Linked DNA regions of Mus musculus: region 1 is linked to region 2. A link is a loop called in an ENCODE intact Hi-C map of the cell type or tissue named here. Cell type or tissue: left cerebral cortex. All regions are shown on one strand. Each heading gives the region's core, and the rest is flanking DNA. Links, peaks and the distances in the headings are about the cores only.

Evidence for each region. A loop is a pair of places that touch in the nucleus more often than their neighbours do. Peaks named below come from ENCODE experiments on the same cell type or tissue, not always from the same donor. Only the 100,000 strongest peaks of a DNase experiment are listed, where the experiment ranks them.
Region 1: a loop joins it to region 2, with 2.9 times the contacts of the local background. A loop is called at or near these places in 2 of 42 quality-filtered maps.

What each region holds. Positions count from the first base shown.
Region 1 is chr13:103,198,395-103,201,309 of GRCm38, forward strand. All of the region lies in intron 1 of Mast4 (microtubule associated serine/threonine kinase family member 4), which reads right to left. Among named protein-coding and RNA genes, the nearest start is that of Gm30050, 100 kb to the left of the region's middle. In left cerebral cortex, for the core only: no CTCF peak of the experiment used is centred there; a DNase peak (open chromatin) is centred at 1,677; H3K27ac peaks cover 1,457 bases.
Region 2 is chr13:103,283,458-103,286,372 of GRCm38, forward strand. All of the region lies in intron 1 of Mast4 (microtubule associated serine/threonine kinase family member 4), which reads right to left. Among named protein-coding and RNA genes, the nearest start is that of Mast4, 50 kb to the right of the region's middle. In left cerebral cortex, for the core only: no CTCF peak of the experiment used is centred there; DNase peaks (open chromatin) are centred at 1,712 and 2,106; H3K27ac peaks cover 1,506 bases.

The sequences.
Region 1 (2,915 bases), core at 147-2,646, 85 kb before region 2:
TGCAGGAAATCCAGGCCCTGATTGACAGATTCCTCTCATCATTGCCCTACTCCTTCAGCTAATGCAAAACACTCTCTTGGCATCCCCAGCCAGCGATAAATCATTCAGATTCACGCCAAAGCTCAAAACTCAGCATTTATTAATTTTAACTTACTTCTGATACCTATTATCAGTTACGGACAATGACAATATTTCTCTAAGCCCATTAATTTCTTCTTTGTGCCCCAGAAAGCGTAGAGAAGGCAACAGTGTGCCTGACCTTTTGTGGTTTCCTAATCATGACTGCTTCCCATGGGGGTGAAGAGAATTAAGGGAGCCCCGGAACATTATGCAAGTCAGGTAGACAGAATGAGAGCCTGGGTAAGGCACAGACACAGAATAAGAGGCCTTCAATATGCAACATTGATGTGATGTATAAATCAATAGAGAATGATTAAAACACTGCTCTGTGAAAGGGCTGCATAGTTAATATACATTCCATTATGAAAAGAAGAATGTGACCATCACACCAAACACTTGGGCATGCGGGGCAATGGAAGGGACGCGCGTACCAAACTGTTTAAATATATAGAATTTTAAGAAATGGAGCTAATCAACACCATCACGTCTTTCGTTTCGCCTGGTGAAGTCTCTTCAAATACTCATTTGTTATTCAAATGTCCACACTACACACGCCCAAGCTCCTGTGCACACCCAAAGCACCTGACTTCTAACAGCCCACCGTTTATCAGAGAGCCCCACTTCAAAGCCCAGCATCAATAAAAGCCATAGGATTCCTTCTGACTACAGTGCAAAATCCATATCTAAATACCCCTAATTGTACAATCATTGTGCTCACTGGAATAAAACATATACTTACCCTATCCTTCCTTTTAAATGGATCAAATTAAATGCCATTCCACCTCTCTCCCTCTCCCTCACCCCCACAAAAAATGGCTAAATATTATGATTTTTTTTTTATTCAGTTAACTTCCCTTGAAACTAGGGTATCGTGCTTACAAAACAGTAAAATTCTTCCAAACAAGTGATGTTCTCCTCTAAGGCACAAGGGGGATCAAGAATCAGCTTTTGCTTTCCATTGAATCCAAATAGAAGGGACTGTTGTTTAGGTGTTATTTCTTCAGAACGTTTTATTTACCACTTACTGGACTGTACTGGAGAGGGAAAAAAAAAAAGACATCATAGGTTTCACTAGGGAGAATTTCGCATGTTCTTCCAAAGGAAAAATAATGCTGCATTATCTTGTCTCCTTCATTTTACATGGGAGGGAACAGGAAAATGCATCTCAATGAGATTCCTGATGGGAACAGCCTTTGTTTGTGCCTCGTGTCACACACATCTACTAATGACTTCATTAAGCTACCTTCTAACGACCACTGTACTAAAGGAATCAGTCCCTTACAGTCAAGATTTTTCCATCATTCAAAAAAACCATTTTGCATTCATAACATTGAACCTTGTCATCAGAAATGCACTGAAAACCCACCAGGAAAACAATAGCAAGAAAAGCTAAAAGAGTCAAGATTTTATACTTAAACTTTCATGGAAGGGGCACAAAGCCAGCATTGCTGAGCAGTTGTTCACTGTAAGCAAATTCATGTGTTCCTGCAGAAAACTGATGTCCCTCAGAAGCCACCCACAGAACTGTCTCAACTTGGATGTACTTTAAACATCTTTCCTCTTCAACTCAAAGGCAGCTCGAGAATTCATGGAAATTTCTACTCTGTTAAAAATTCCAGCACACACTAAGAAAGGAACTTTAATTTTAGTTCCTCCTATATCTGAGACTCAGAAAGTCTCCACCTCTCCAAGGGCTAAATAAAACAGACAGAGAGACCTGGTGTTAGTAATTCTGCCACACAAAGAAAATAATTGTAGGCACCAAGACGTTATACTTTGTAGCATGATATCATTTAATCCCTCAGTAAAACAACCAAACTAAACAGATGGCATCAGAGCCTGCTTTGGAGGTGAAAACAACTCAGTCATTTACTTGAAGAAAACCAGCAATGGTTTTCATCCTGATCCCAACTAGGCCCCACAGGCAAACACCAAAGCTACAGGCAATATTTGGTCATGCAGACTCCCACAGATAACAATAAAAAGAGCACTCACATGAGAAATAAAATCTTAACACAAGTTGGTGACATCTCAGGCCACACCAGAAAGCCACCAGTTGGGATAATTTATTGCAGGCTCAAGACATCAAAGCTCATTCAGGGGTTGGGGCTGGTAGTTTAGTAAACAAAGGAATACATAGAAGAAAAAAAATATGCCATGTTTGGTTGATATTCCCCGGGAGGCCTGCTGTATTCTGAAAGGAGAGGAGGAGGAGTGGATTTCAGAGAGAGGGGTAGTGTGTGGGGGCAAGGTGGGGGTGGATTGGAAGGAGAGAAAGGAGGGGAAACAACAGTTGGGATATAATGTATGAGAGAAGAGGAAAGACAGACAGAGAATGTAAAGGAAAGGAAAGGAAGGAGAGGAGAGGGGAGGGGAGGGGAGGGAAGGGAACGGAAAAGCAGGACTCTCTTCTAGAAGACAAACCTATTTCCAGCACAACTAACCACCTCTTGGCAGAGATGGTCTCTAGGCAGTTGTTTGGGATGCGTATTTCACTGTATTATGTAGAAATCAGTTGGCTCGCACCAATCAGCACGATATTTCCTCCGATAAAAATGTCTAGCATGCACTGTACCTGGAAATGGCATTATTGTGTACTGCCCTTCTCTCTCCCACTGACTGGACAGTGTCTAGTGACTGACCACAAACAAATTCCAGGGCGAGGAGACAGCTCACCCACCGGAGTGCAACAAAAAAGCTTTCCATGAGTTTTCCACAGTGTGGAAAGGATTTGGTGAGTCAGCGTTAGTATGGAAAGGAAATTGAAACAGAATAAAATGGAGAGTATCAGCATG
Region 2 (2,915 bases), core at 244-2,743:
CCTGAAGGAAGTACTTTATACCACTGAATGAGGCATATCATACAAATAAAGCTATCCTTTCTCCCACAGAATCAACTGGACTCAAGAGTCATATGAAATGCTCCTTGATCATCTCTGCCTTCTCACCTGGGACCCCAGAAGGGACACATATGATGCAGACCTAACCCGTAGCGATAAAAGCCAAGATAGGCCAAAGCCTGAAGCAGTGTCACCATGCAACCCCTGTCAACTCCAGTCTCAGAGGAACAGCTTGCTTAATAAGCTGGGTCGGGAGCAAGCGCGTGATTCAACATGGTGGACAGAGAAAGGGTACACATGACAGCGATGCAAGCCAGGGAGCTAAAACCAGTGAAGAAGAAAGACGGGCGAGCACGGAAGCTCGCTCCTGTGTTCCTGGAGGCGGAAGTGATCCCTGTGCTGGGGATGTGCTAGCAGTGTGGTCAGAGACAATAAAGGCCGAATATGAGCAGAAAGGGGGAGAGATTCTACAAGGAATATAGGCAAGATTTGACAAGGGATTCGGGATTAGGTGCAAATGCCTCGCAGATGGTCTTCAACCACTACCAGACATAGAAGAGCTCCCATTCATCAACAGAACCCCGGAGACCAGCACACACTCAGGCATGGATGGCCACTCTTGTTCATCATTCTTAAAACTTCATCCAGTTGCCTGCTGCATACCCCTAGACACATCCTCGGAACAGGACTCGATAATTTAAATTTATGATCAAGACTTCATAGGACCATCTATGCATTAACATTGTTTATAAGCAGCAAACACTGCACACTAATGAATCCAGCATTTGCCCATGGCTTGCAGGAAACACTACATCACAAAACTAGGAAAGCCCTGTGCTTTAGTCATGAGGAAAAGACAGACATGGAAAATATCTTATGTTTTTGGTAGGCCTTTTTAAGTTCTAAAGTGCAAACCTATTACTTATGCTCTAAGTACATTGCCTAAACCACCAAGCTAAAATGAGCAATTTTAAATAGAGAAACGCAACATGAAACTTTCTCTTAAATTTAACCTTCTTATTTAAAATAGCTTCAATTCACATTGGATGGCAGTCATCACAAAACAATGAGTCTTACAGTAAGACTATTGCTTCAAAAATTAATTTAGGAAGTATGACTACCCTGCAAATAATGTAAAAATAAAAAATATAAAAAATAAAAACCCAACTTCATTTTAGCCACATGGGCAAACCAAGCCCAGGAAAACCATTCTGTTAGATGACAATTCAAATATTGAAACACGGAAGGGAAATAGAATATTTGACAAGGCTTTCATTTAGAAACATCTCAGGATCCAGTTCAATCAGGCACGAATCTATTCTTCTGAGATTGTTAGCCTGCAATGAAATATTAAAATTAATAAGGCCATTTTCTTAGGAGACATGGGTAAAAACTCAATAGAGATGCCACAGACAAGACAGAAGAGTTTAATTTAACAAAGAGAAAAGTAAGTTAAATTATCAAGCCATTACTGTCTTTCTCTCTGTTACCATTAAATATATACCTAAGGCATTTCCGATATGAGACCCAAAATACAAACTGTGGCATGACATAACTCAATGTCCCACTTTATTTCCGTGCTTCTACTGGATATCCAACTTGAGTATCCTGAATATTTGATTCTTTTTCCAGCAAACATTTTTCTGCTCAGTCGCCTCTCTTCCCTGCCAAGTTAAACTCTCCTAAGTCTTCTTGTTCTAATCATAGCACACAAAACTCCAGTAAAAATAGCCGAGTCAAGCCTCCCCAAAATGAGTACAGCAAAAGAAGTTCAGAACTAAGGTTCTTCTTCATGCTATGTCCACAGTTCACTGCATCGCCACAAAACTTAGAACTACTGAAGGCAGGCACACACACACGCACACACGTACACACACACCACTTTAACCATGCAAACGAAGTCATTTCCCTGAAGCTGAAGAATATCAATAATATAAATTAATCATCAGATGTAATTAAGGTACAGGCAGTTAGGGCTGGATCTAATTTCATGTTGTGCCCATTTCTACAGTTCAGCTAGAAAAGCCACTTTGTCCCATATACAGAAGACAGCCATGCAATGGAATGAGGCAGTAGACTCGCACTAAGCACTTACAGGAGGCCAAAGAGGGAGGAGCCAGCCAGAGTATAATCAAGCTATTCCTTCCCAGGCTGCGAGCAACACATCATTCCCACGTCAAAGGAACTTTGGTCTAAAGATCATCTTAGGTTTCAACACAGCCACCTGGACGACAGCTAGATGCAATTCATCAGTCGTGGAAAGAAATTTGTTCCAGGTCATTCTTTCTTTTGCCATATAACTCATTATAAGGTAATTTCCACCTTCCATATCTAGCAAACCTTTGCTCTGATTTTATTCAACACCAATGTCTGCTAAAAACAGCTTCCTGAATATTTTAAAACTACAAAGAAGACACACTTAGATGTTCTGCTTAAGGACCTGGGCAGCCACAGGGGAGCCGGAAGGGGGCGGGTCTCAGAGGTTAAAGGAACTTGCCCTGGAAAGGGATCGTCCAACTAAGCATTTCTTTAAACATCTGAAGAGTTGCTGGGTTAGTACAAAACATTTACGTGATGTCCCAATTGATGATCCTGGAGCCAAGCTGTTGAAAAGTTTGCCAAGTTTCTCCATGGAGGATGGGGACCCGGTTATGAAAAGGCAGTTCACTTGGCTCAGGATACAGGAGGTAAAGGTCACAGGAGCTTGTTTCAGAGGCAGGGACCTTCCCAATCCCCTCACTGCTGCAGCTAATCAGTACCCGGGAAAACCAATCTGCAACGCATTATACTGAGAAGCAGAGAGCAGATCTCCAGTTGGAAACCAACAGGAGTGACGTGAAGACGAAGCAGCCATAGCTTAACTCCACGTGACTTTAAAAGTCATGCAAAGGCAACTG